2 separate regions of the Mus musculus genome follow, and region 1 is linked to region 2. The links are chromatin loops, found by intact Hi-C in ENCODE. Cell type or tissue: gastrocnemius. All regions are shown on one strand. Links, peaks and the distances in the headings refer to the core of each region. The heading gives the core; the rest is flanking DNA. Region 1 overlaps Shroom2 (shroom family member 2). Region 2 has its middle 38 kb from the start of Gpr143.

Evidence for each region. Hi-C counts contacts between places; a loop is a spot of excess contacts. Peaks named below come from ENCODE experiments on the same cell type or tissue, not always from the same donor. Only the 100,000 strongest peaks of a DNase experiment are listed, where the experiment ranks them.
Region 1: it touches region 2 in a loop (2.8-fold over the local background); 24 of 42 quality-filtered maps call a loop at or near these places.

What each region holds. Positions count from the first base shown.
Region 1 is chrX:152,696,437-152,711,900 of GRCm38, reverse strand. The region is part of intron 1 of Shroom2 (shroom family member 2); the gene reads left to right. It also overlaps the pseudogene Gm18298. Among named protein-coding and RNA genes, the nearest start is that of Shroom2, 65 kb to the left of the region's middle. In gastrocnemius, for the core only: a CTCF peak has its summit at 6,359 (motif pointing left); a DNase peak (open chromatin) is centred at 6,311; H3K4me3 peaks cover 203 bases.
Region 2 is chrX:152,812,305-152,827,768 of GRCm38, reverse strand. No RefSeq gene overlaps it. Among named protein-coding and RNA genes, the nearest start is that of Gpr143, 38 kb to the right of the region's middle. In gastrocnemius, for the core only: a CTCF peak has its summit at 8,566; no DNase peak of the experiment used is centred there.

The sequences.
Region 1 (15,464 bases), core at 2,531-10,530, 110 kb after region 2:
GGGAAGGAACTTGGACATGAGTCAAGCTACAGGGAAAGGTCAACTATGGAGAGTCCTGAACCTTTGAATGGTAAATCCAGGACAAAGAAAACAAGGAAAGTGAAATTTGCCTTTCAAATAACAAACCATTTATTAGGGACTTGAACACCTTGAGGTACTGGGTATGTGCATGGATGATTAAAAACCCCATGGGTATTTATATCTGAGAATAAGTTTTGAATTAAATGAGCCAGCCATGGACATGAATTTATGGTTCTTTAATATTTTTTAAATCCTGTATTACTGGGATTTAAAAATAACACAAGGCTTCTAGCAGTGAACAGTAACCCTAGCTATCAACCCCTTTTAAAATAGCGCCTCCCAATGTACTCTGTACTGCTCTCAAATTCATGATCTTTCCTTAGCCTCCCAAGTACAGAATGGCAGATGTCTATCATCATACCCAGCAACATAATTCTATTTTTGCAGGGTGAGATGGAATAGAGGAATCAATTCTTTTGAAAAGCAATGTAAACATTTGAAACAGTCTACCCTGTAAAATCAAGATTGATAGCTGGAGACACCTGCTCTTCCCTAAAGTTATTTCTCTGTGGCCCTGGATCGTGTCTGTGGCTTCTGAACATAGGATCATGCCATTGCTCCGAGGTTGTTTTGTACTTCCAGCGCTGCCCCCCCCCTCCTGTGTTCACCCTTTCAACCCTATAAACACTTGCATGTCAAAGACAGAGCTTTTTTTTAAAAATGTTTGCTTTTGAAAAGGATCACCAAAATGTTTTCCCAATAAAAGATAGTCTTTGTGAATAGCAAGAGCATCATATTGTGTTCAAGAGAAAGGAAGACTGGGGGTGGTGGTGCCTGAGTTCACTTCAAGGGAAGTCACTGTAGCTCAGTTCCCCCTCCCTCTTTCCTTCTTACGTGCACAGCCACAGTGCATTCAATTGTTTAAGAGCAATACATCCTTTGAACTAGCCCTAGGATGGGAATGCCCATTAAAAATAAACAGCTATGTGTCCTGAGCATCTGGAACTCTATGTTCTAACACTCAGCAGTTCCGTTTCCTGTCTCTTGATTGTGTATCTGTTCTTCCAGATTGCTTTTGTGCTTTGAAAACTGCAGATTTCAGTAGTCCTAGTAATCTCTATGGAAGCAAGCATTTAAATGACCTGACTCCTCTGTACCCAGATATCTGTGAGAACTGCTTAGTAACACATAAGCATTGTTGCTAGATGGGTGGAAAGCCTGTTTGGAAAGCTAAATATTTGGAAACCTTCTTGCACAGCCACCGTGGTATGGTGTGTTTGGTAGTGGTGGTGGTGGTGGGTGTCTATCCTACCCCTTCCCCCCCTCGCATTGTTATAAGATGAATAGTAGGGTATAGTCAGGAACTTTCTTTATCTTTGCTGAGTCTTTTCCTCTTTTTCATCCTTTCCAGAAATGATGTCTGTTGTGTGGTCAGGACATCTGTACAAGAAAGGAGAAAGAAATATATATTAAATTTGGTCTTTGTCCTTAGAAAAATGCTAGTTGTATTAGAGCTCTTTTGTCACTGTAACAGACCATCTGATAAACATAACTCAGTGGAGTAAATACTTATTCTGGCTCCTAGTTTCAGAGGTTACAGTAGATGGTCATCTGGCTCCTCGGTTGCTTCTGTATCTCTGGTAAGGCTGAACATTATGGCGAAAGGGTGTGGTGGAACAGAACTATTCATCTCACAATAGCCAGGAAGCAGAGAATGGGGCATAGGATCAGGGACATGATATATCCCATCTAGGTCATAACCTACTTTCTCCAACTACACCTCACTTCCCAGTAATGATAATCTTATGAACTCACTAATGGCTTATTTTATGATTAGGTCAGAGCCCTCACAACCTAGTTACTTCTCAATTGCTCCACCAGGAACAACCAGGCCTCCAGTACATAAGGTCTGGAGTTTTCTAGGCTGAATGTGAATGGGCCAGAGTAATGTACATTTCAGTAATGAGTGTGACCGCAAGACGAATGATGAATAGAATATCAAAGCTTTATTTGCATGGAAGTGGTAGAACAATGTTAAATATGATGGCCTACCTGGCCTCTCCAAGCTCTTAGGCATTCTGCTACAGACCAGAAGGAGGCTGATTTGTGTGACGCAGGTTGCTCCCTGCTTCCTGCAATGGTACATAGGAAGTGACTTGGCTTTGGTTTTCTGTTCAACATGAGCCATTCTAGATATCTCCAATATATCATTTAACATAGTGGTTCTCCACTGGGAGGGATGGTGTCTCTCAGGAGGCATGTGACAATGTCTGGAGAGATGATAGCAGTAGCTAGCAGGTGAAAGTTGAGAAGCATAGTACATCCATTCTGCCCAAAGCAAAGAATGACCTGGCATCAAATGTTATCAGTGCTGCTGAGAAGTTTGCTTTAGGTAAGGGATTCTGTTTGGCTATCCAATTTTTTTTTCACCCCGAATTTTTACTAACCAGATATTTGAGTAAAATAGCCACTGTTGAGTTCTTACACTCAATATTGGTGTAAGCATTCTTCTGAGCGTCTTTGATAAATATAATGGTATGATTCGGATCTTAAAGGCCCCCTGATGTCCCTGTATTTAAAGTTGCTGATGTGTGGTACTGTTAGGAGATGTTAAAACCTCTAGGAAGTGGTACCTAGTAATTAGAAGATGGGCCATTGAGAACACACCCTTTAAGGAAATGTTGATACCCCAGGCTCTGCCTCATTCATGTCTTGACTGCTTTGAGGTGAACAGATGTGTTTTATTTACCAGGTGCTCCTGCTGCCCGGTTTACTGCTTTGTCAGCAGCCTTTCAAGTGATTCTCCTAGGCATTTGTCATAGTTTTGAAAAGCTGATTATCACACATCTATATACATAGCTCCAGTTATCTGCTATTCACTTGTGCATTATGCATCAGGCCTTTGAGCTGCATATGTAAAAATGGTTGCATGTGCTTTTGTTCCTGTAGATATCATGATCCTAGTACGATTCTGAAGTTGGGCGTTTCCCCACGTTGCTGTCGGTGCACAACTGAGGACCTGAGGACAGGAACCTTTTTCTTTCTTAGTCAGGGAGCAGAAGCACCAAGGGTTCTGTGGCAAGGGTATTTTAAAAGCATTAGAAACTTCTGAGAGAGGGAGAAGGGTCACAGGCAAATAGAGGGCCTTATACTGGTTATCCCTTAACTAAGTTGAACTGCTGATGGTTAGCACAGCCCTTGCTTGTCAAGGTGAAGAAGATGTAGAGCAGCGGAGTGTGAAAAGAGGTTGGAGCCCCCTTCTGGGCCCTTCTGCGTCTATCATCTCGTGTGACTGTGACATGACCTCTTCCATCTGTTGCACCACCTCTGCCTTGGCAGCTTCCTCTTTTGACCTGATGAATAGAGATCCTTGAAAACCGTTTTCCTGACCCATGCACAGTCTCTTCCTTCAGAGGGCCAGCTGGTGAGATGTGTTTTCTGTTACCCACTTGATTGTAAGTACAGGATATTTAGACCATGATATTTTAAAGAGAGATTTGTATTAGCCTAACAAGTTACCTACCCCCCTCCCCCTCTATCGTCTTTCTATATAGGGCTTCAGACTTGCTATGTAGTTTGTATCTCAGCTGGCCTCTAACTCTCCATCCTCCTGCCTCAAACATTTTGAGTGTTGGGATTACACGTGATTTCTGACATATACAACAAAATCAGTGGCTATGTGTCATATGTGCATAGAAGGTTCTTTAGTTTTCTTACATCACTAAGTATGGAACTCAGGTCCTTGTGAGGGCTAAATAAGTGATCCACCATTTAGCCATCCCCAGCCCCAGCCCCAGCTCCCAGCTCCAGCTATTAGGTAGCCTTTAATTCACAGGGGAACTGTGACTTGGTTTCTACATAATTCACTTAGGCTAAAATTTTAAAAGTCACCCCACTTAGAAATTCGGTAATGTTATACCAGCTGTATAGAAAACTTATTGTTTAGACAATACAAATGTACAGGATAAGAAACCTTTCTAAATAGGAAGCATTCTACCTAACTTTGGAGAGGTCTCCCTTTCCACTAAGCTTCTGATGTTCTTATGTTATTACCAGGATCTGTAGAAGTTGCCACTGAACCTGAGAGTGGGATTGTTTGTACTTCATTTCAGTCCCCCCCACCCCCTTTTCTTTTTCTTCTTCCTCCCTCTTCAGACCACTCTTTTTGGTTATTGAGATAAGGTCTCATATAGCCCAAGATGACCTGAAACTCACAAGCTGAGGATTATTTTGAACTGCTTGCCATTCTCCTTCCTCCATCTCCCAAGTGTTGGGTTGCAGGCATACTCTACAAAGCCCAGCTCCCAGTCCCAATCCACCATAAATAGATTATAATAATAATAGTAATTTGTGAATAAATTTGTATAATACTTGGAGTTTGTAGCATGTTTCAAACATCTCAGTTATATCCTATAGTTGACCTAGGGTGTTTTCATCTTTTGGAGGCAGGGTCTTGTATCCCATACTTATATAGGATGACCTTGAACTGATTCTTCTGCCTTCATCTCCTAAATGCTTGGATTTTACAGGCACTTGCCACCACACCAGACTTTAATCTCATTCTGACATGAACAGAGTGTAACAACAGTGCTCTGTGAGTATACTTAGTATTATGAGTTTGCAACATATCTCCATTTTTATCTTACCTTTTATCTTCCTGCTTGTCTTTCCTGGTTGTACTGAGTGTTTTCTTTTTGTCCATTCTCCTTTCTCTTCCTTCTCTCTCTTTTCCTTTCCCCTTTTCTTCTCATTTCCCAATTCCCTTAACTTTCTTCTCCTTTTCTGTCCTTTCTTCTCCCTTTTACTTATTTGAGGTACGATCTGTGTAGCTCAAGTTAGTCTTGAATAGAATAATATAGTTGAGGGTGACCTTGGACTCTGGATCCTTTTGCCTCTTACCTCTCCAGTTCTGGGGTTGTGGGTATTTGCCACTATGCCTTGTTGTCCTGGTAGTTTTTTTTTTTTTTTTTTTTGCTTGCTTTTATTGTTTTTTTTTTTTATTAATATTTGGTCTCACTGAAGCCCAGACTGGCTTGGAAGCCCAGACTGGCTTGGAGCTCCCAGTTCTCCTTAATAAGCCTCCCAAGTAGCTGAGATTACAGCAGTGCATCGGCAAACCCAGTTTAAGATAATCAGGTTTTGGAAAACCAAAGTGAGATTAAAGAAAAATGAGTGACTTTTTTTTACCAAATCCTGTACAAACAAGTCTTAAGTCCCATTTCCTGCCTCAATGTTTTGTAAACCCTCTTTGACACAAACCTTTTTCTACCTTGCCACCTGGTTTTCTCTTCCTCTGTGCCATCAGGGCTGTGTATCTGGTAATGCATTTACCTCAGAACTTTTATCAATTAGGTTTGGGTAACAAACCATACAGAAATTAGAATAAAGATTGCTTAGTACAAATCAGAATTTGGTGAATTGGCTGTGTTATATTCTGTCTTGTCTCTTTATAAAAACAAATTAGAGCAGTTGCCATAGAAACCAGAGGTCTTGCAAAGCAAGACTGATTTTTTTTTTTTTTTTGGTTTTTCAAGACAAGGTTTCTCTGTGTAGCTCTGGCTGTCCTGGGACTCACTCGGTAGACCAGGCTGGCCTTGAACTCAGAAATCCGCCTGCCTCAGCAAGACTGATTTACTCTATGCCTGTGGCTCTTGATTTAAAAAAAAAAAAATTCTCCTGCTCATGCACCTATAGTCACAGTTTCTCAGGATGCTGAGGCAAGAGATTGCTTGAATGTGGTAGTTTGGTGCTAGTTTTGACACTATAATGTGGACTCATCACTTAAATACTGTATAGAATCATTAACTAGCATTAGGCTATTGTTTTTGTTTTTCTTTCTTTTTTTTTTCTTTTTTGGACCTGGCATTAAGAAGGCAGAATCTCCAGGGTATGTACAAAAAGAGAAATCTGTCTTCCCTTCCTCAGCACCCCAAAAGCTTGGTGGTGGTGGTGGTAGAGAAAGAGGGGGGTGGAATGAGAATGAGACTGTGTGTATGTTTGACGCCTGACTGTCTTCTCTAGATAGGGAAGACAGTCAGGGCCACAGGCCCAGAGGCAATCAGTAAAATGTCGTCCTGTGCTGTTCTTGAAGCTCACTAGGAAACTGGCTAGGATGCCCTGAAACTCACTAGAAAGCCATTTGAAAGTTGTTGCTAAAACTCACTGGGAAACTGCTGAAGGGGTGCTAATGAAACCAAGAAAGACACTTTTGAAACTATTGTCACTAGGTGTACCACAGGACTGCCATGTCCCACAGGGCTGGCAGAGAGGAAAGCACGTGAGATAAGGAAGGGAAACCAGTCTTCTCTTGGTGTCCCTCCAGTGCCCTCTGCTGACTGTACTGAAAAGGTGCTAGTTGTGACTTTAGAGATGTTCCCGGTGTAGGGTATTGTTTCCGAGCTTGTGTTTTACTGTCATTGAGATGTGAGTCTTGGCTTTGGAGAGTCAAATCAGGGTGGTTCTAGGTTCTTCCTTTTTCTGACACTGCTTAGGCCCTATAGATAAGCTTTTTTCCCCCTTTTGTTTTAGGTTTAAAGTTGTGAGTTAGGACATTGGATTGCTAACTGGTGGTGCTTTGCAGTACTGAAAATATGCTGTTTTAAAATCCTTTGTTTTTATAGAAATAGAACTTTCTCTAGAAATTTTTTCTGAGTTTATTTTTTCTGTCCCTGGGTGTCTTTTAGGAAGACTGTATCTGGCACTATTTAGAGTACAGTCTTGTCCTGATAGAGATTTGACATTGTCCTGATAGAGATTTGCCAGGCTTTTACCTCATCTGGGGAAGAGGTCACCCATCATCATGAAAACTGTGAGTCCTTGCTGTAGAATGTAAATGGCTCTCTGGTTCCCAGTCTATCCTACCTGGCTGCTGAGCCTGCCTCTCTGTCTTGCAAAACTTTGAACCAATGCCTGGTTCTCACAGTCAGGAGAGCAGTCAGCTCCTTTTTGTTCACTAATATCTATCTGCTCAGCCTCTGGATCTCTTGGGAGACTGAGGCCCCATAGGTACTTCTGTTTTCCATTTTCGTGTCTACATGACCCTGCCCTTGCATCAGAACTTGTCACCAATTCATTACCTTCCTTTAAAACATTTCATTTACCTGTCTTTGTCACCCCATCCAGGCCACATTTGCCTCTCTGTGTCTTAGGGCCAAGTATAACCTGAGCCTCATTTCAGGGATGAATGGAAGGATTATTAGACCTCTATATTATTTTTCCCTGAAGTCCCACCTTAGTGGCCTTTCCCAACCTGTTAAATACCCCACCCCCGGCCTGAGTCAAGCTTCCTTTCTGAAGGAACTGAGAGCAAACAGAATGAGTAATGGATTTAAGAAGATGGGGAGGTTATTATCCTCCTGTGTAACAAAAGGCATGGCCTGCTCATGCACTTTAGGCTATTCATTGGAAGGGAAAATATTCTGGAAATAATTACAGCTGATAACCTGCAGGTGTGACTCACATTTTGACGTGTGATCTTAGACTCATAAAACAGCAAAGTTGCTCTTCCCTATTTCATTCTGATGACTGGACATGTGGGTATATTCCACTTCTCCAAGCTCAGAATTTGACTTCAACGTGAATGGTGAGCTAGGTCTTCTTCCTTCTATCACCAGAGTCCTGCTTACCTTAGTTGTCTTTACACTATAAAAATAACTTCTGTCAAGAGCACTGAAAAGGCTTCAGGGTGGGTATTCATCACGGCTGCAGTGGTCCCCAAACTTGTAATTCTCCTACTTCAGCCTCACGCCCCCCCCCCCCCCCCGCAATGCCAGGATTTCAGGTGCCTACCACCATGTCTGGCTTTTGCTGTTCTATTCTTTTTGTTGAAGACATTTATTTTTATTTTCACTACAAGGTTAATATCCTGAAGTAGTTGTTTTCATCATAAGTTTACACTTGACTTCTCTGCCCTCCCTTACCCACCTCCACTACCTGAAGAACAGTGCCCACGTTCTGCTTCAAGGTCAAGTTCTCAGTCTTCTCACCTTCTGCCAGGATCCTCCCACACTCCTGTGTATTCTTTACACTGTTTCCCCTGACTCATCCCTCTGGCATGCCTCCATTTCCTGCCTGCATGTTTCTTCATGTCAAGACCTCCATGGAATGTCCTCCCTAATGCTGCTGTATTCCTTTCAAGCCCTACACATTTTGTTTGTGGAGCTTTTACATCAGCACTTTGAACCTGAAGTGAATATGGCCCTTCATATTTCCATTATACCAAATTACAATGTTTCATCCACAGTGCACCTGGTTACCTATAGAATTTATATTCTTTTGTCTTCGCAAGGCTTCATTTTTTAATTACAGTAAAAAATCTATAGTTTTGCATTGGTAGTTAAATACACACTCTGGCCTTTCCTTACAAACACAGGACTACAGTATAAAAAGTATCATGTGGCAATTCTGTTTTCTATTTTTATTTGTTTGCTTGTAGCTCGGGCTGGCCACAGACTCATAATCTTTTCTCTTAAACTCTTGAGTTCTGGGATCACAGATGTGTACCACCCATGCCTGAGTCACTCTTTTTTTAAATGTTTTATTTATTTTTATTGGATATTTAATTTATTTACATTTCAAATGTTATCTCCTTTCCTGTTTTTTTCCTTCTAAAAACCACTATCCCATCCTCCCTCTCCCTGCTTCTATGAGGGTGCTCCCCCACCCAACCACCCATTCCCGCATCCCTGCCATGACATTCCTCTACACTGTGGCATCGAGCCTTCCCAGGACCAAGAACCTCTCCTCCCATTGATGTCTGACAAGGCCATCCTCTGCTGCATATGTGGCTGGAGCCATGGGGTCCCTCCATGTAATCTTTGGTTGTGGTTTAGTTCCTGGGAGCTCTGGGTTTATGCCAGAGCCTGACAAATACAGAGGTGGTTGCTTATAGCCAACCATTGGACTGGCTCATTATTCCTTGAAAATTGGTGCCAAATTTAAGTTGGTTGTCTAGTACAAGCATGAATAATTAAGTCCAACTTGAGATAGCATATGGGTTTAGTATAGAATGGAAATTCATAAAACATTTTCTTTTAAAAAATTATATATCATTTTCTTATACTGGTCTGGAAAAAGATGTCATTCTGTTTTGTACAAAGTGAGTAGCAGTATTCACATAGCAGGGCCAAGCAACTGAACCTGATTTATGAGGCATGATGAAATACTGTGTGTTAGATGTTGTCAAGGATCATTTCACTGCTACAAAACAAAGCAGAAAATACACAACAGGATGGACTCCTGGTCCTTTGAGGCCAAGGAATTTATCCAAATTTGGTGGAGGGAATGGTTGATTTGTCTGTTGAGCACATACATGTAGGACTATTTCAGCTACCAATAGAAAACCTTAGAAGGGGTTTTGTATATCATTAAATATAGCACATAAGCTTGATTCAGGATTGATTCCAGCCTTCTAGAACCAGATCCTTTAGGGCCAGGGAGGGAATTGTTTTTTTTTTTTAATCACTATGCAGGGCACATTTATCTTTCACATGAACGACCACTCTTCCAGTTACCCAACTGAAGTACAACATAGTGAATGAAAAATGGGGACATGATGGCTCCAAGGTATGGTGGAGAAGGTTTATTGTCTAAAGAACTGCCAGAGGAATATGGAAGAGTCCAGACTGAACATTGCCAGCAGACTAAACAGGACTATGAGAGGAGAGAGGAAGAGAAGAGAAGAGAGAGGAGGAGGCCAAGAGAGGATTTCCTCTCTTGGACCCAAGAAAGTCTGTGGGAAGCAAGAGGATTCATAGCTGAAATGGTTAGGCTTTATAGGAAAAGAGAAACTGGGGACAAGAAAGTGAAAGCTCAGGGCTTGGGGAGGTTTAGAGTAGTGGGCAGGGTTTGCCAGCCAGGGCAACTTTGTAACTGGTGCTTGTAAAGTTGAGAGATTCTGGGATAATCCAGTGGCCAGTATCCACTTTGATATGTTAAATAGACAGCTCAGTTAGCCATTTGTTCAAGGTTTCTTTGAGACCTAACGCATAAGACAGGTTCCAGGGACAAAAATAGGCTCTAGTTGCTCACTGGGTATTCCCTATCATGGTTCTTTTGTCGTCTTCCCAAGTGGGTCCTTAGTAAACAATGCGCTAAGACAAACTTGACTCTCCTGGATAAAAGGAGCAGCATTTCCTGGGTTTGGACTATGGACTTGTACCCTACAGGTGGTATTCTGACTAGATTCTGTGAAGGGTTAGAAGACAAAATACTGAAATGAAAATGGGAGCCACATAACTCCATTTGAAACTACCAATTAAGATCCTGAAGATATAATCAGAGTGACAGGTGTTGGAGACGTGAGATACAGAAGACCTGCACGAGAAGGGAACATTTTTTTTTTTTTTGGAGTAGTGCACTTGCTTGCCTTTATTTCTTGGCCTTGCCCTAAGGAGCCACAATTTTCACAGCTTCACATTTGGGTTTCTTCATCCCCAAGGAATTGCATGAGCTTGATGGGCTTAAGCTATTGTCTAAGTTTCCTTCTTTAAAGAGATCTCCCAGATCAAAGAGGGGAGACGTTGTAAGGTTAAGGTCCACCATGATGACCTCTTAAAGAAGACCCTCTAGATACTTGATGACACCCTAAAGGCTGTTATCATGAGCTATAATAAAGACAGTCTCTTGTGAGAGTCTAAAGGACTCTATTGTCTTATCTGATTTGTGATCCTTACTGATGTTGTAGAAGGGATGTTTAGGCACCATCGGTGGTGGTGGAACATCATAGGAGCACCTTCAGATCTTTACCTGTGCCCCTCAATGCTTGGCAGCAGTTTCTATTTAGGCCAGTCAGACCCCCATACTCATTGAGTGCTAGGGCTTCTCTATTGGCAGCTGTTCAGAGGATCAGATTGCTTTTTTTTTTTTTTCTGCACTGAGGTGAAACAGATGTCAAATTCATAGTCAGCTTTTCCCAATGCTTGCCCACACAGTTGGTACTGAAGCTGTTCTCTAGGTCCTAGGCACAATCACCATCCTGGAACAGTATCAGATTGTAGGCTACAGTGGCAGCAGGCTAGAGCTACAGCACCAGGTTTTTGTTTTTTGATTACATTCCTCCTTCATATATAAATATCTCTTGTCAAGGGAGCAATAGAAAGGAAAATACCATGCTGTCTCCCAAATGCAAACATGTTTTCCCTGGAAAATATAGATGGGGCATACTTGAAAAAGGAAAATGGGTGTTCTGTTAGTAAATAAACACCTTTGTAGACAAGAAATGATAGGTGGCAGGCATCAGCCTTCCTTGAGAAGGTAGAAGGGTTCAGATGAGATCACTTTGATAGAATGTCCCAGAACTTATCAAATAAGCATTTGTGGGAACAGGACAAAAAACTGACTCTTGAAACCCAATCACCATAGCTGACTCAGACACACATAATACATCATTTTGAGGAAATACTCCACCAAAAACTGTCTTGGCCAGGCATAGTGGCATACTTAATAATTCTGACTTCTAGGGTAGTGTGGGATACTTTATGAGACCCAGTCTCAGAAAAACTGGGACTGGAGATATTTAGGATCTATTATGAAGTGCTTGTTTTATATGCATAAAGCCTTGGGCTCAAGTCCTAGCACAATAACCCTGTTACCACAGCTTTCCTATTTTTAAAATTATTTTTATTTTTTTACAGTCTAGTCATTACCTACTTCCCAGTCCACCCTCCCACAGTTCCTCATCCCCTTCCTCCTCTTCCCTGTCTTCAAGAGGATGCCCCCCACCAGGCCTCCCCTAAATATTTTCTTAATGTTAGTACAATTAAAAGTTTGGGGGTCAAGGATGTATTTTAAAGTTTCGTCCCTATCAGTTTTATACTGGACCAAAGTCATTTTCTTCCTTTCATATATTGGAGAGTATACAACATTTTATTGTGTGAAAATATATCTAATATAAAATTGAGCATTTTTAAGCATGTTGAGATGTAGATTCAGTGGCACTAGGTAAATTTTCCATTGTTGTACAGCCATCACCAGTGTCCATGTGTTGACAGCATTCCATCCTGTCATACTGAAACTTTGGCCCCATTAAGTGCTAACTATCCATTTCTCCTTCCATTTTCCAGCCCCTTGGGACCACCATTCTGTTTCTGTCTCTATAGTTTTGGGTACTTAGGTACCTCATATAAATGGAGTTATATATTTTTTAATCTAGTGTATGTCATACAGCATAATGTCAAAATTCATCCTTATTGTAACATAAGACAAAGCATCCTTTTTGGCCCCATGAGGATAGTGAGATGGAACCTCAGATCTTATGCATGCCCTGAAGGTACCCTAACACTGAGCTACATCTCAAAGGGCTGGATAATATTCCTTTGTACATGTATACATTTTACTTATGTATTTAACAATGGCCATGTGGGTTGTTCCTAGAAAGCATAATTATTTAATAGTAAGGCCCAAATTAGTTTCTGTTTCTCAGCCCACCAACCAGGGACCCAGACTCCTACCAAACTTAAGGATATGGTTGAGATTCTACCAGCTGGCTTCAGGGGAGTAATACCATCTACAGTGTTGTATTTTTGCGATTTGAGTTGTCTTTTCTTCTACCACTATTAGCAGTCCGGGTCGTTCTAATTTGATCTTGGTGTTCATTCTTCCTCCTTTTCCTCCATGGTCTGTATTATATCTAAGTTGACTCCATTGGTACCCTCCAAGCTCACCTCCAAGCTTTACATATTTCCTGCTTCTGTTCACTCCACATGTAGGATGCCTTTCCTCGACTCCTACCCTCAGACAGCTACCTGTCTACATGCTCTTCACCTGGGTGCTCCTGGGTCTTTTACATGAGACTTGTCAAAACCTCATTTTTTTCCAGATGTCTCGTGCTATATGTGCAGTCTTGAGACAATTATAAATTATGTCTGTTATGATATTGGGATGAAATTGTCTAGACTTGTTGGGTGCATTGGCAAATATCTTTATCTCAAACTCTTGAGAGGCAGAGGCAGGTGGTGGATTTCTGTGAGTGTGAGGCCAGGCTTGTCTATACAGCAAGTTCCAGGCCAGTCAGGGCTACACAGTGAGATCCTGTCTCAGAAAATATTGTCTTGAGTTTTGAAGTGAGTTATTATTAGATGGACTACTTCCTGTTTTTGCTAGGAGTGGTTCCTTGAACCCAGGGCCTCATACATGAAGACAAGTGCTTTCCCACAGAATTATATCCCCAGCCCAAATTTTTATTTGTTAATTCATTAATTAATTTATTCAGACACCCCCCCCCCCCCGTGTGTCTCTCTGTGTCTGTGTGTGTGACACATCTGTGGAACTCTGGAGAGCTTTCAAGAGTCAATTCTCCCCTTCCCATGAATGAATGTTGGTTCTCTCTTTTTACCATGTGGGGTCTGGAGAGCAAAATCTGTTCATCAGGCTTACCAGCAAGCACCTTATCTGCTGAACTATCTTGTTGCTCCCAACTCCTTTTGTTGCTGTTGTTGTTCTTTGTTAGTTGGTTTTTGTTTGCTTGTTTGTTTGTTTGGGAGCACGGGCTGATAAGTTACTGCCTAAGCCTCCTGAGTAGTTGAGACTCAGGCTTGTACCTTCATGATAAGCTAGGAGTAAAATTTTAATTTTTATGTGCAATACTGACCTACAGTGACTAAATTGCCTTTTTTAGCATAAAACTTCAGTTCTCCTAGGGACTTGGTAGAGATTTTTTAAAAAAATATGTAGCTGTGTTTATTTGTATGTGAAACAGGGTCTCACTTTGTAGCTCAGGATGGCCTAAAACTTATAGCAATCTCTTGTCTTAGTCTCTTGAGTGCTGTTATAAAAGGTGTGTACCACCACAGAATATGAGACAAAGGCATCCTGAGTTTGAGACCAACCTGGGATATATGGTGAGACCTTGTCTCAAAACAAACAAGTCAGCTAACAGATTGCATATTGAGCAATATTTGATTGCCACTGGGGTTCTTTGCTGCTTGTTTATTTGCAGGGGTTTTGGGGAAGCAGGGGTATAATACGCAAAGTAGAAAATATATTTGTCTTTGTGGACCTAAGAGTCAATGGTGCTTTGTGGCATTATCTAAATGTGTGGTTGTGTTCTGATAAATTTTTATTAAAAACTAAGGACACTAAAGACCCCTGGCTGGATTTTGTTTGGCCAACAACTATTTGTTAGCCTACCAGTTATGCAGAAGTTAAGTGTATGTATGGATTTGTGATTAATTGCTGGCCTAACAAGGGTTTAGTCTCTATTAAGTGGTATAAGTAATAGATCAGATAAATTGGCTAAGGAAGGGTTCAGTGATCACTGTTTTGTTTTTAAGGTAGGAGATGTAGAAGATAATATCAAGCTTTGTGTATGTGTGCCTTTTTTCCAATGCTGAGGATGGAACATTTCCTTATATGTTTACACAGCCTGTTCTTTATGGGTACCTGAGCACAGCTCTTCCAGTTTTCTGGTACAGCAGATAGCAGTCTTTAGTAACTGCTTCCATATAAGAATAAAAAAATGACAAACTACTAAAATTAAAATAATTCCTTACAAAGTTTTGAATTTCTGTAAGTAGAACAGCTCTTTCTAATACCTTTCCAGGCATTGTTATCTTCAATTCTTCAGTTAGAAAAACAGAGTACTAACTTTTAATATGCTTCTACATCATCTGTTAATTCTCTAATCTTCATTTCCTTATCCTAGCAATTCCATAGCCCCATGCATTCTCCTTCTAATACTATTTATTCTTAAATCATATATAATTTCCTACATTTAAAAAAATTCCAATTTTTTATTAGGTATTTTCTTCATTTATATTTCAAATGCTATCCCGAAAGTCCCTATACCCTCCCCCTACCCTACTTTTTCTATCCATACCTTTTCTTCCTGAGACTACTCTAACTCTCTATCCTTGGTGTCTCCAAGTTCACCCTTGCTAATCAATGCATCAGTCATTAAACCAGATGTGTATATGGTTCCTCATGATTCCAAAATCAAGGCCAAGTCTGGCAACGAACCATTTCCAAAAAGGACCATATAGGCTTTTATGGCTCCTGTGGTTATATTGTCTAGACCCTAAAGGCCAAGTGGACATCTATTCCTCATCTTCTACAGCCTCCATTCCTCATTCCTGAAAACGGCATCTGTTTCAATTACTATGGCATTATTAGCTCTGAGTAATGGGGGAAAGTAGATTCCCAGAAAGAAAGATTGAAAGTAGAGTAGTAAAGACAGTAGATCAACCTCGGGGCAACAGCAACCATCAATGTGGAGATCATGGGATCAACTGCCTGGCAATGCTCCAGGGGCAGGAACTGTGTTACACCTTCCCTTATGCAGCCATGCCGGACCCAGTACTAGAGAATTTATTAGAAAGCTGGATGTTGTGGTGGCAGTGCAGACCTGAAATCCCAGCTACTCCGGAAGCTGACTCAGGAGGATCATAGGTTCAAGGCTACCACCTGGGCTATATAATGAGACCGTTCTCAGTGAATGAATGACTGAT
Region 2 (15,464 bases), core at 4,460-12,459:
ATACATGGAGCCATGGGTCCCTACGTGTGTACTCTTTAGTTGGTGGTTTAGTCCCTGGAAGCTCTGGGGGAATCTGGTGGGTTGATACTGTTTTTCTTCCTGTGGGGTTGTGTGAACCCCTTCAGCTCCTTCAATCCTTCCCCTAACTCCTTCATTGGGGTTCCAGTGCTAGGTCCAATGGTTGGCTGTGAGTATCTGCATCCGTCTTAGTCAGATGCTGGTGGAGCCTCTCAGAGAACAGCCATACTAGGCTCCTGTCAGCAAGCACTTCTTGGCATCCACAATAGCATCTGGGTTTGGTGTCTACAGATGGGATGGATCTCTAGGTAGGATAGACTCTGGATTGCCTTCAATCTCTGCTCCATTCTTTGTCCCTGCATTTCCTTTAGACAGGAACAATTCTGGGTCAATATTTTTGAGATGGATGGGTGACCCCATTCCTCAACCAGGAGCCATGCCTAACCTCTGGATATGGTCTCTACAGGTTCTCCCCTTTGTTGGGTATTTCAGCTTTTATCCCTGTTGGGTCCTGGGAGGCTCTTGCTTTTCTGGCATCTGAAACTTGCTGGTGGCTTCCCCCAGTTCCCCATCTCCCCCACTGGTACACACCTCTGTTCAATTTCCTGACCCTCTGTACTCACCTGGCCCCTGCCCGGTCTCCTACCATACCTGATCCTGTCTCCCTTTTCCCCCTCCCCCTCCTCTCACCTCCCAGGCCCCTCCCTCCCTCCTTCTACATCCTGTGATTATTTTGTTCTTGGGGATAATTTTTTAATCAACATATAATTTTAGCATTGAAGGAGACTTTACAGATGAACGAATCCCACCTTCCCACCTTCCCATTGATCAGAAGAGTTGTCTAGAGAAACTAATGATAGACCCAGGCTTCAGAACCATGAGCATACAAAATCTGTACCATTTGTTCCCCGTCTTGCTCACTCTGATACTGAGACAAGAGCTCACTCTCTGACCCAGAAATTAGATGAATTTTAAGGGATTGGATTTCATTATAGTATCACACACCTTTAATCCCAGAAGGCAGAGGCAGAGGAATCTCTTGAGGGTTTCAGATAAGCCTGGTCTACATAGCAGCTTTTAGGCTAGAAAAAAAAAAAAAACCCATAGTGAGACTTTGTGATGTGGCTTAAAAGAGAATGGTCCCAGGGGCTAGTGAGATGGCTCAGCAGGTAAGAGCACTGACTGCTCTTCTGAAGGTCCTGCATTCAAATCCCAGGAACCACATGGTGGCTCACAACCATCCATAATGAGATCTAATGCCCTCTTCTGGTGCTGTCTGAAAACAGCTACAGTGTACTTATTTATAATAATAAATCAATCTTTGGGCGGAGTTGACCAAAGTGAGTGGGGCTGACCAGAGCAAGCAACAGTCCTAATTCAATTCCCAACAACTAGATGAAGGCTCACAACTATCTGTATAGCTACAGTGTGTACTCATATACATAAAATAAATAAATAAATATTTTTAAAGAGAGAGTGAGAGAGAGAGAGAGAGAGAGAGAGAGAGAATGGTCCCTTTAAGGTCATATATTTGAATCCTTGATCCACAGTTGACAGAACTGTTTCAGAAGGACTAGAGGATATGGCCCCCCTTGAAGGAAATGTATCCCTGAGGGAGAGCTTTGGGGTTCCAAAAGCCCAAGCTCACCATTCTTAGTGACCTTTCTCTCTGCTTCCTATTTGTGGGTTGGGATGTAAGCTCTTAGCTACTGCTCCAGCACCATGCCTACCTGTTTCCTACCCTGCCCCCCACCAAGATGGGCATGGACTCTAACACTCTGAAACTGTAAGCTTTCAACTAAATGCTTCTTTTTGTAAGTTACCATGGTTGCGGTGGTTTGTCACAGCAATAGAAAAATAACTAAAACACCTTGTCTCAAAGAAAAGGAAAGGAAAGGAAGCAAAATGCTCTGTGTTGTATTATTGTCTCCAGTCATAGACTAATGTACGTGTTCTATGCTTCTTTGAAAGAGGACAGGCAGGGGTTACAAAGTTCAGAGCAAGACTGAAGGAACGACCATTCAGAAAGTTCCCCATCTGGGGATCCATACCATAAACAACCACCAAACCCAGACAGTATGACAGATACCAACAAGAGCTTGCTGACAGGAGCCTGATTATAGCTGTCTCCTGAGAGGTTCTGCCAGTAAATGGCAAATACAGAAGTGGATGTTCACAGTCATCCATTAGACAGAGCACAGGATCCCCAAAGAAGGAGCTAGAGCTTTCTCTACGCAAGGAGATGAAGGGCTTTGCAGCCCCCTAGGAGGAACAACAATATGAACTAACCAGTAACCCCAGAGCTCCCTGGGACTAAACCACCAAAGAAAACACACAGAGGGACTCGTGGCTCTAGCTGCATATGTAGCAGAGGATGGCCTAGTTAGTCATCAATGGGAGGAGAGGTTCTTGGTCCTGTGAAGGTTCTATGCCCCAGTATAGGGAAATGCCAGGGCCAGGAAGCGAGAGTAGGTGTTTTGGGGAGCAGGGGGAGGGGGGAGACGATAGGGGATTTTCAGAGGGGAAACTAGGAAAGGGGGTAACATTTGAAATATAAATAAAGAAAATATCTAATAAAAATGAATTAAAATTAAATAGTAGCAAAACAGAAAAAGAAAGAAAGATGACAGGCTAAACGGTGCTGTTAGTCAGGTTATATTAGCCTTTTCAGATGATAAAATACCTGAGGTAAATGGAAAGAATGATTTATATTTGCTGATGGTTTCAAAAGTTTCAGTCCAGGGTCAGCTGACTCTGTTGCTGTGAACCTGTGGGGAGGCAAAGCATGAAGATAGTAGTATAATGTGACACAGAAGGCTGTTTACATCATAGAAGTCAGGGAGCAGAGAGGTAGAGAACAGGCTTGGAAACAAACTATACACACCAAAGGTCGGTGCCCCCAATGAACTATTTCCTTTAACTAGATGTTATCTCCTGATAATCCATTCAGCTATATACTCATGAACAGATTCATCCACTTTAGGAGTTAGTACCCTAATGATGTATCTCTCAATAACACCACCAACACCCCAGCCTGGCTCTCAATTAGGAGGCCATAGAACTGGAGTACTACTCAGCTATTAAAAAGAATGAATTTATGAAATTCCTAGGCAAATGGTTGGACCTGGAGGGCATCATCCTGAGTGAGGTAACACAATCACAAAAGAACTCAAATGACATGTACTGATAAGTGGATATTAGCCCAGAAACTTAGTATACCCGAGATATAAGATACAATTTGCAAAACACATGAAACTGAAGAAGAACGAAGACTAAAGTGTGGACACTTTGCCCCTTCTTAGAACTGGGAACAAAACACCCATGGAAGGAGTTACAGAGACAAAGTTTGGAGCTGAGACAAAAGGATGGACCATCTAGAGACTGCCATATCCAGGGATCCATCCCATAATCAGCCTCCAAACGATGACACCATTGCATACACTAGCAAGATTTTGCTGAAAGGACCCTGATATAGCTGTCTCTTGTGAGACTAGGCCGGGGCCTAGCAAACACATAAGTGGATGCTCACAGTCAGCTATTGGATGGGTCACACGGCCCCCAATGGAGGAGCAAGAGAAAGAAATCAAGGAGCTAAAGGGATCTGCAACCCTATAGGTGGAACAACATTATGAACTAACCAGTACCCCGGAGCTCTTGACTCTAGCTGCATATGTATCAAAAGATGGCCTAGTCAGCCATCAGTGGAAAGAGAGGCCCATTGGACATGCAAACTTTATATGCCCCAGTACAGGGGAACACCAGGGCCAAAAAGTGGGAGTGGGTGGGTAGGGGAGTGGGGGGGAGGGTATGGGGGACTTTTGGGATAGCATTGGAAATGTAATTGAGGAAAATACCTAATAAAAAACATTTTTTAAAAAAGGAGGCCATAGAACTTATTTTGTTTTATGCTTTTGAAACAGGGTCTTTTTCTATAGCTCAGACTTTTCTGGAACTCGCAGTGTAGACCAAACTAGCCTGGAGTGAGTGCTGAATTACTAAAGGTGTGCGCAACAAAAGCTTGTTTTGTAGGGGACACTTTTACATTAGACCACATTAAGATTATTAAATATAATTTCCACCTGTGATATTTTCAACTTGTGATGGGTTTACCAGGATGCGACCTCTTCATTATTTGAGGTATATTCATAAGGCTAAAAAGGCCTTGCCATCTGAGACGGTTTTGAATCCACACAAATACTTGTCTTCCTTACTGTTGTGTGTTTCCTGTTTTGTCTGCCCTCTCAACCCTAAATCAGAAGCTGAGCTTCTATTCCTCCACTTTCTCTAAGCTCATTGACACCCCAGAGCTCCATGTTCACATCTCCACACCTTCCTCCCTACTCAGCTTTCACCCATTTCTGTTGCTCTCTTCCTGCAGATGTTTCCTTCTTGGCCTCCCCTTGCAGAAGCCTGGAGAATTTGTAGGAGTCAGTACGCAAGTCTGGCATACATTTCCTTAAGGCGCTTGAGGAAAAAATGAGGTGACAGACAGGCCAACAGCAACAGCAAGCTTTGAGTGCCCCTTGGTATGGGTTTGCAGAATCACAGGGTGTTAACTGATGACAACTATCCATTCTGCTTCTAAAACAGACTTCTGCTTTCTGATTTCCCAGAGTAGATTGACTAAAGAGTGATCTTACTTCATGTTCATATGGAATCTGTATTTTACATAAAACTGGCAGATATTATAACCAAAGAGAGATTTGGGACAGAAAGAGGATAAGCCTTGTATAGAAGAGGGTGTAAAGCAAAGATCTTTTTATAATTATACAAACTGTAGAATAGATAGTAACAAAAATGGAGCAATAAATAGGTCAAAATACTACCAGTTATCTTGTATCCACTCCCAATTTTTGGAGGCACCATGAGTCCTTGTACCAAATCTGAGAGTTGGTTAATTTAGTTCAATGTAGCTCATCTGGTTTCTTCTGCAATGTCCTCACAGTATTCTCCAATAAATTCCCTGGGTTTCCAGGGACTCCCATAGTCTCTTACTACTTTCCCCCTGAGACCTGTGTTGTTAATCTTGCACTTCCCATGCCCTTCCTCCCCCAAATTTCCCTTACCATGAGACAGGCCCACAATTTTGTCCCTGCTCTTGGTCAGGATTCTGTACATGGCATCTCTTTCTCTGAAACTAGCCTGATCCTTACAAACCTTTCTACTCATACTATTTCATACTGCTTTTTCCTTAACATTTAAAAAGAAAAGATATGGCTAATATCCAATGTACACAAAGAACTCAAGAAACTAGACTCCAGAGAACCAAATAACCCTATTAAAAATGGAGTACAGAGCCAGGGAATATCAAATGGCCAAGAAGCACCTTAAGAAATGATCAACATCCTTAGTCATCAAGGAAATGCAAATCAAACAACCCTGAGATCCCACCTCACACCAGTCAGAATGGCTAAGATAAAAAAATTCAGGTGACAGCAGATGCTGGCGAGGATGTGGAGAAAGAGGGACACTCCTCCATTGTTGGTGGGATTGCAAGCTGGAACAACCACTTTGGAAATCAGTCGGCAGGTCCTCAGAAAATTGGACATAGTACTACCTTAGGACCCAGCTATACCACCCCTGGGCATATAATCCAAAAGATGTTCCAACATAAAACAAGGACACATGCTCCAGTGTATTTACAGCTGCCTTATTTATTTATAATAGCCAGAAGTTGGAAAGAACCCAGATACCCTTCAACAGAGAAATTGATATAGAAAATGTAATACATTTACATAATGCAGTACTACTCAGCTATTAAAAACAATGACTTCATGAAATTCTTAGGCAAATGGATGGAACTAGAAAATATCATCCTGCTGGGCGTGGTGGCACACGCCTTTAATCCCAGCACTCCAGAGGCAGAGGCAGGCAGATTTCTGAGTTCGAGGCCAGCCTGGTCTACAAAATGAGCTCCAGGACAGCCAGGGCTACACAGAGAAACCCTGTCTCGGAAAAAAAAAAAAAAAGAAAATATCATCCTGAGTGAGGTAACAAAGAACACACATGGTATGCTCTCACTGATAAGTGGATATTAGCCCAAAAGCTCTAAATACCCAAGATACAATTCACAGACCACATGAAGTTCAAGAAGAAAGAAAACGAAGTGTGACTACTTCAGTCCTTCTTAACAGTGGGAACAAAATACCCATAGGAGGAAATATGGAGACAAAGTATGGAGCAGAAACAGAAGGAAAGGCCATCCAGAGACTGGCCCACCTGGGGATCCATTCCATATATAGTCACCAAACCCAGACACTATTGCAGATGCCAGGAAGTGACTGGAGCCCGATATAGCTGTCTTCTGAGAGGTTCTGACAGAGCCTGACAAATACAGAGGCTCTGTAGCTAACCATTGGACAGAGCACAGGGTCCCCAGTGGAGGAGTGAAAGAAAGGACTGACGGAGCTGAAGGGGTTTGCAACTCCAAACGAAGAAGAACAATATCAACCAACCAGACCCCACCCCCCAGAGCTCCCAGGGACTAAAGCACCAACCAAAGAGTATACAAATGGAGGGACCCATGGCTCCAGCTGAATATGTAACAGAGGATGGCCTTGTTAGGCATCAATGGGAAGAGAGGCCCTTGGTCCTGTGAAGACTGGATGACCCAGTGTAGGGGAATGCCAGGGCAGGGAGGTGGGACTGGGTGGATGGGAGAACACCCTCACAGAAGCAGAGGAGGGGGAGAAGGGATAGGAGGTTTTCGGAGAGGAAACAGGGAAAAGGGATAACATCTGAAATGTAAATAAAGAAAATAGCCAATAAAAAGAAAAATATTAAAATATTAATTATTAGAAATATTAAGTAATATTAAAAGTATTAAGTAATTTTCAGCTCCTCCGTCTCTTCTGCTAAATAATCACACCTTCATGATGTTTCCTCCAGTGCCTCAAATTCTTGTGTGTTTAGAACTAAATAAAAAATAATCTTGGGCTCCTAAAGAAGGAGCTAGAGAAAGTACCCAAGGAACTAAAGGGGTCTGCAACCCTATAGGAGGAACAACATTATGAACTAACCAGTACCCCATAGAACTGTGTCTCTAGTTGCATATGTAGCATAGGATGGCCTAGTCTGCCATCAATGGAAGGAGAGGCCCTTGGTCTTACGAAGATCATATGCCCCAGTACAGGGGAATGCCAGGGCTAGGAAGTGGGAGTGGGTGGGTTGGGGAGCAGGGAGGGGGAGGGTATAGGGACTTTGGGGATAGCATTTGAAATGTAAATGAAGAAAATACCTAATAAAAAATGAAAAAAATAATCTCATTTGTCATAAGTTTCCAAGCATTAAAAAAGAAAAAAAAAAAAACATTCTTTGAAAATTTAAAAGGGGGTATTTTTGTTATGTAGGCAGTGACTATGTTTGTGACACAAACTCTTATTTGAAATGGACTCATAAAAGGAAGGTCACTCCAGGGCCAAAGCAGCTAAAGGATGACATTGTATTTCTGTGATTGCTTTTCTTGTTTCTTACATTGTATTATAATAAAAAATCATCTGGGATGACATGTTGTTTAGATAGTATTCAGCTGAGACTTGTGTTTTTAGAATCTTCCTCATTTCTAAAGTAATTCAAGTTCAGAGCATATGAAAGTGTCTTTGTTCATCTAACAGACACAACCCACAGATATACATGATTCAAATATCTGGATTATTTCCTAAGGGGAAGGGACCTTAAGAACATCCTCTTGTGTGTTTAAAATATGTGCAAATGTTTTCCTGGTAGGTGGAAACAGAAATCAAAGGATTGTCAAGAAAAATATGAAACTAGGTGTGGTGGTACACACCCTTAATTCCAGTATTTAGGAGACAGAAGTGGTGAAATTTCTGTGAGTTCTAGGTTAGACTGGTCTACATAGTGATTTATAGGCCAACCAGAACTACATACTGAGACCCAATCTCAAAAGTGTGTGTGTGTGTGTGTGTGTGTGTGTGTGTGTGTGTGTGTGTGTGTGTGTATACATCCTCTCTCCAATCCCTTGGGTAACTATGATTGCTAATCTTGTTTATCAGTTTGACTATATCTGGAATCAACTAAAAACCCAAATAGCTGTACAAATGTTTTCTTGATTAGATCATTTTGAGTTGAGAAGACCCACCCCAAATCTGGGGCCACACCTTCTGGCAGCCCACATAAATGGACATGGAAGAAGGAAGTTCTTCTACACACACACACATGGAAGAAGGAAGTTCTACACACACATATATACACATATATATCAGAATAAAGTGATCCTGTTACCTGTTACATCTTTTTATTTCATCTCTGTGCTCAACCCAAGGAGTCATTATAGAGCACACCCACTGCTTGTTTTAAGTCTGGTGGACATGAGTATAATACAGTCATTTCTGTTGGATTTATGCTCCCAAGGAGTTACCCCACCCTTATGAATGGTAGTTATTTGTGGAGATGCCACTCTTGTGGTAGCATCCAAGCAAAGTGGTTCTCAGTCTAAGCAATCCACCTTTAGGATTGAGTAATGAATGATCTGGCAAGATGTCCAGTGCAGCCAAAGATGTTGAGTTGTATAGCTGGTGTCTACACTCTAGATGGCAGTCTTACCTCACCTTTCCATTGTAACTGAAAATGGTTCTCCACTGTGAGAACTGCCCTTTAATAATCATGTTCTACTGGTTGGATAGCCATTATTGCACCAGTAGTATTGAGTTTTGTCATGGCATAAAGTAGACATAGTCAGCTGCCCTTAATACCTAAATTCAGCTTGACATTTTCAATGTGAAGTCTTCACAAAGAATAATCTGTATGCAGCTCTTCATGAACAGTTTTCCTTCCTGCCTCACCAAAAAAAATCCCTTACACCTCTCTCCTGTTTAGTACCAGCTTTCCCATTGGTCCATTTTCCATGTGAGCTGAGCTAATGACTGTCACTTGGCTTGCTTTCTTAGGATATCATAATGTATAATGGCCTCTCCACGGAATTCACATCCATGATAGGTATTGTGATGTCCAATGTAGTGCAGACATGGCAGTAGGACTTCTGAGAAAAGCTCTCACAGCAAAAACACCATACAATAGCAGCCACAATAATTCTAGCATAAAATTTTGTTTTTCTAGAACCACTTCAGTACCATAATCTATGTTAGTCAAGGTTCTCTAAGGCAACAAAATTAATAGGATGGAGTGTGTATGCGTACATGTGTACACATACCCGCAAGCCTGTCTGATGTGTATGGGGATTTATTAAGGTGGTTTATAGGATGTGGTCCAACAATGACTATCTCCTGATGGAAAGGCCAAAGCATCAGTGGTTGTTCAGTTGATGAGACAGGGGTCTCAGCAGTCTCAATCTGATGCTGAAGTCTTAGGGAAGTCCTAGAGAGCTGCTTGTCTTCAGTATATATTGGAACCTCAAAGAAGTGGGTTCTAATAACAACAAAGGAATGCCTTAAGAACAAAATACATGAAGTTGCCAATGAGAGTGAGGGAAAATAACAAAACTTCCTTCTTCCATGTCCATTTATGTGGGCTGCCAGAAGGTGTGGCCCCAGATTTGGGGTGGGTCTTCTCAACTCAAAATGATCTAATCAAGAAAACATTTGTACAGCTATTTGGGTTTTTAGTTGATTCCAGATATAGTCAAATTGACAATCAAGATTAGCAATCATAGTTACCCAAGGGATTGGAGAGAGGATCCTGTAGATAAGAGCACTGACTATTCTTCCAGAAGACCCAGGTTCAATTCCCAGTATGCACATGGCATCTTATAACTGCCTATAATTCTAAACCTAGGGTGATCCAATGTCCTCTCCTGTCAACATGTGGGCACCAGGCACCAATGCAGTATATAGACATACAAGTGGACATGCATCCATACCCATAAAAATAATAAGCAATGTTAAAACATTGTTATCCAACATAAATGAAAATCTATCAAAAGGGAAACTAGAAGAAACAGAGAGGGGAATAGAAGTGCAAGATGAAGGAATGACAGGAAGTGAGGAGGAACAACTAACACTTAAGGTAAAACCATATTGAAACCTACTACTGTAGAGACTTAATAAAATATATACATATATGAGAGGGATCTAAATGGAGACACCAAATAATAGTGGAGAGATTGCCCTAACAAGACTCTTAGGCCACCAAATAAACTTTCCAATGTCAAAGATAGGTTACATCTTATTGAGTTGTTGTCCAAAGGATCCTTTGAAAACCCCCAACATTATAGGCTATTGCCAAGGCTATTGGTTACTATCTACAACCTAATAGTAAGGCCCTATTGATGAAGACAAAACTTACATATGCTATCAAAACAGAGAAGTTGAACTGGTGCCTAACTAGGAGCTTCACTCCTACTAACTAGCAGTCATGTGCTGGAGAAAGGCCATAATCAGAATCTGCAAGCTACAAAACCTGCAAGCTATATGACCTGCCTTCACTATATACTGGTACAATTCTAGCACAAATGTTTAGGTTCAGTTTGTTCTTCTCGCTTAATATTATTGTTGACTTTGAACAAGGATCCTATTAGGGTTTTAATAAAATCCTAGTTAGGGTTTTATTGTTGTGAAGGAACAATATGACCCAGGAAACTCTTATAAAGGAAAACATTTCATTGGGGCTGGCTTACAATCTCAGAGATTTAGTCCATTATCACTGTGACTGGAAGCATGGCAGCATGCAGGCAGACATGGTGCTAGAGAAGGAGCTGAGAGTTCTACATCTCCACCCAAAAGCAGCCATAGGAGGCGTTTTCCACACTGGGTGGAGCTTGAGCACTAGGAGAACTCAAAGCCCACTCCCACGAAGACACACTCCATCAAAGCCATTCCTACTCCAACAAGGCCACACCTTCTAATAGTGCCACTCCCCATGGGAGCAAGCATTCAAACACATGGGGGCCAAATCTATTCAAACTACCACATATCATAATACATTTTATTACTCTAAACCTCCATATAGAACGTTCTCTTACAGCTTGGTGATGGGAAAAGAAAAATCTCCAAATGGAGTTTGTCAATACAGGAAGCAGCACACTGGTATGTAGGTTTTCTGCATTAATTTTTATCCACTGAGCAATTTTAGTCAAAGACTCTTTTTCCTACCCTGGCTCCACCTGTTGTCACGTGATAAACCACTGCTTCCTATTGTAGAGGACAGAATTCTCTGAGACATGAAACAGGAACAAACATCACTGAAACTCATATTGCTAACTTAAGAGTTGAACTAACCAATAACCCCCCAGTACTGTTGTGTCTAGCTGCATATGGAGCAGAGGATGGCCTATTCGGCCATCAATGGGAGAAGAGGCCCTTGGTCTTTCGAAGATCATATGCCCCAGTACAGGGGAATGCCAGGGCCAGGAAGTGGGAGTGGGTGGGTTGGGGAGCAGGGTTGGGGGAGGGTATAGGGGACTTTGGGGATAGCATTTGAAATGTAAATGAAGAAAATATCTAATAAAAAAATAAAAGAGTTGATTTTCTCAATCTATACTTTGGATTTGGGGATTATGAATGTCTGGGGATTGTCAAAAATATTCATTTCTTCATAGTTTCCTTTGGGAAAATACCCAAAAGACATACAGATATTCTCTTAGTTGGTGTTCTATTGCTGTGAAGAGACACCATGGCCATGGCAACTTCTATAAAAGAAAGCATTTAATTGGGGCTTGTTTGCAGTTTCAGTCTATTATCATCACAGTGGGAAGCACAGTAGTAGGCAGGCAGACAAGGCACTGGAAAAATAGCCAACAGTTCTACATCCAAATCCACAGGCAACAGAAAGACAGAAAATCTGGTCTTAGAATGGGCTTTTTGAAACCTCAAAACCACCTGCAGTGGCACATTTCCTCCAACAAGGCCACATCTCCTAATCCTTTTGAATAATTCCACTCCCTGGTGATCAAGTATTCAAATCTATGAGCCTATGGGGGCCATTTCTATTCAAACCACCACCTTTCACTCACTGGCTCCCATAGGCTTATAACCATATCATAATGAAAAATGCAACATCAAAACATCAAAAGTCCATCATTAAAAGTCGAAAGTTCAGTCTTCTCTGAGACTCAAGGCTATCACTTAATAGTAACCCCTGTAAAATCAAAATCCAAAAGCAGATTGCATACTTCTAACATACAATGGCACAGAATATACTTTACCATTAAAAAAGGAATGAAAGGGAGCATGGTGAGGAAATACTGAACCCAAGTTGGGAAAACTCCAAACTCTGTATCTCAATAAATAATATCAAAGTGCTCTTCAGATCTCCCTGACACATGCCTAGCCTCAGTAGCTTTTCTTAGCCACTATGGTGGCTTAAATAGGGATGCACACAATAGGCTCATAGATTTGAATACTTGGTCACCAGGTAGTGACACCATTTGAAGACAATAAATAAGGATCAGTCCTTAAGTATGACCCAGGTAAAACGTAACTAATTTTTTCTACCCTCCTTATAATTTATCTCACAGAATGACCCAATCCTCAGGTCAGTCAATGGGGTATGCAAGAGAGAGAGTGGTAACTGAGGAGCAAGAGACTTGAAGAATGGAGACAACACAGACTATCAAGGATCAAGTCTCAAGTCTTGAGTCTCAATTATTGAAAGGCAGCTATGGGTATGTATGTACTCACTGGGGAGTGCAGCTGGAGACACTTAGCCACCGGTCCAGGATGTATAGGAGAAAAACAAGATGCTATCAGAGTGTATGCAGCTGTGGTGGGCTTCTTGAAAAAACATCATGCTAGGAAAACAAGTCTCTCATCGGGGTGGAAAAGTACCACCTGTAAGTAAATAGCCTGAGATGGCTGCAGAGATGATAGTCGCTTTCTGCTAAGATTCGGTTCTCAACAGCAGCAAACTAATTTTTTTTAAAATAATGAATCATTTTTAAATAAGTAAATAAGGCTTTGTGTGCATCTCAAGGTTTCCATCTTTCTTAGTCAGGGTTTCTATTCCTACACAAAACACCATGACCAAGAAGCAAGCTGGGGAGGAAAGGGCTTATTCAGATTATACCTCCACATTACTGTTCATCATCAAAGGAAGTCAGGACTGGAACTCAAGCAGGTCAGGAAGCAGGAGCTGATGCAGAGGCCATGGAGGGATGTTATTTACTGGCTTGCTTCCCCTGGCTTGCTCAGCCTGCTCTCTTATAGAACCAAGACTACCAGCCCAGGGATGGCACCATCCACAATGGGCACTCCCACACTTGATCACTAATTGAGAAAATGCTTTACAACTGGATCTCATGGGGGCATTTCCTCAACAGAGGCTCCTTCTCTGTGATAACTCCAGTTTGTGTCAAGTTGATACACAAAACCATCCAGTACACCATCACTGAATAAGATGATCTTTGTCTACGTTATGTCATAACTTGATGATGACCTGTATTTTAAATAAAGAGTGAAAGAATAGACTAGAAGATAGGGCCTCTTCTCTTGACTTTCCTGAGATCACAGAAAGACCTAGAAAGTAGGCCATATCTGTGAGGCTGTGGATCAGGGGCAATAGGTAGGTTTCAGTTTGTGGTTGAGTAAGGTGTTACTCAGAGAGAGATGTCTAGTGCTTTGTTATTGTGTCAAGAGATGTGTGTAGGCTCTGGCACCTAAACACTTAGCAGAATAAGTTGTGTGGCATCTCCAGTGTTACTTTGATCACAGTAAATTTTCCTTAATAAGTGAATATCAAATTCCCTGCCCCTGAGAATGTGTTAATTTGGGGATATAGTTTTGGAGGGGTCCAGATAAACCACATCTTTGTCCCCCAATAAAAATTTATCTTTTGCCTTTAATCCCAGCACTCAGGAGGCAGAGGCAGAGGTAGGTGGATTTCTGAGTTCGAGGTCAGCCTGGTCTACAAAGTGAATTCCAGGACAGCCAGGGAAACCCTGTCTCGAAAAGCAAAACAACCAAAAAAATTTTTATATTTATACACAATCATTTATCAAAGTTAGCCTATTACTGGGGTATGGCTTACATTTGACAAGTTCCACATTGTTATGGAATGGTGATGGGTGGTTGGAACATGACTCAGACAGTCTCTGGGTGTCTACAATCAAGCTGAAGGTTTGGCTGTACCCCCTAGGTGAATCTAAGCCAAATCAGAATTATACATGTTGGATTCAAGGGATGAAAGGCCAAAACAAAAAGGTTCAGTGTGCACAAGAGGAAGCCTAAGGAAAACCGCACATTTCCTTGGCCTCCCAGATAGCCGTGGACAGGAACTTCATACTGGCCACAAGAATCTCTGCAGGAGAATGTAGCACACAACCCAGTCCACAGCTGTTTCTGGAGCAGCCAGTATTTGCATACCATCATTTGCCTTGGTGCCACACAGCAGGTGCTTTATCTTTGAGATCAAGGGGTGGTTCATTGTAATGCTATTGTCAAAAATTGTTTACAGCTCCTGAAATATCGTAAGGAACTTTAACTTCAACTTTGAAAGCTGTGTAATTACACAACAGTCCTTCATGGGTTTTTTTCCCCTTGGGTTTGAAGTAACCACACAGCCATTCCTGGCACATTCAGGATGCTGCCTGTAGAGGACCAAAGGGTTCAGTTCTCACACTACTCAACATCCTACGACCTTATATTCTGTCTACTAAAGATTAGATCATGGAGCCAAGTGACTTGTACTTTGTCAAATGTAAAGATCTGCTTTGTACTTGTTTGGTTTTTTTCTCTCTCTTTTCAAACTTTTCATTCCACATTTTCTCTTGATTCCTTTGCTTGTTGAATGCAAAAAAGTGTCTCACCCATAATTTACTGGCTTCTTCAGATTTTTACTATCTATGCCAGCCAGGTGTAGTTTGTCAATATTTTAAGCAACACTGACCCGCCTATCTGCTCCTCTAGGCCCCTACTCCTCATGCTCTTAAAGAGAAAAATTACCTTGTGCGTCATAGCTCATTTGTTTCAAAAGAGAACCAACAGATCATATTCAGAGTATGAAATAAATTTCTCCTAGCACCTGTGTAGCACCTTTACAAATCTTGGATTCTTATCTAGCCAAAGAGAAAAAAAAAGTCAAAGTAAAGCAATTTTCTCTTACAGCCTCTACATTGGGAGTCTGAGTTAGGATTAGATATATTGTAAAAAATAAAATAAAATCTATTTACAGGACATGCCTGTGGGTGTTGAGTTCTACACTGTGTGAAACATTTAAAAACAACCATTTATAGGCTAAGCACGGTGGCACACACCTTTAATCCCACAATTCAGGAGACAGGATTTCTGTGAGTTCAAAGCCAGCCTGGTCTACATGTCAAATTCCAGGGCAGCCAGGGCTACAGAGACCCTATCATAAAGCAAGAATTTTTATGGGTACTTTTTGTATACCAGGCTCAAACATATGTTCCTTTACACTCTTTCCTTTTTACTTTGTTTGTTTGTTTGTTTGTTTTGGTTTTTGGTTTTTGGCTTGGTTTGGTTTGGTTTTTCTAGACAGGGTTTCTCTTCATGTCCCTGGCTGCCCTGGAACTTGCT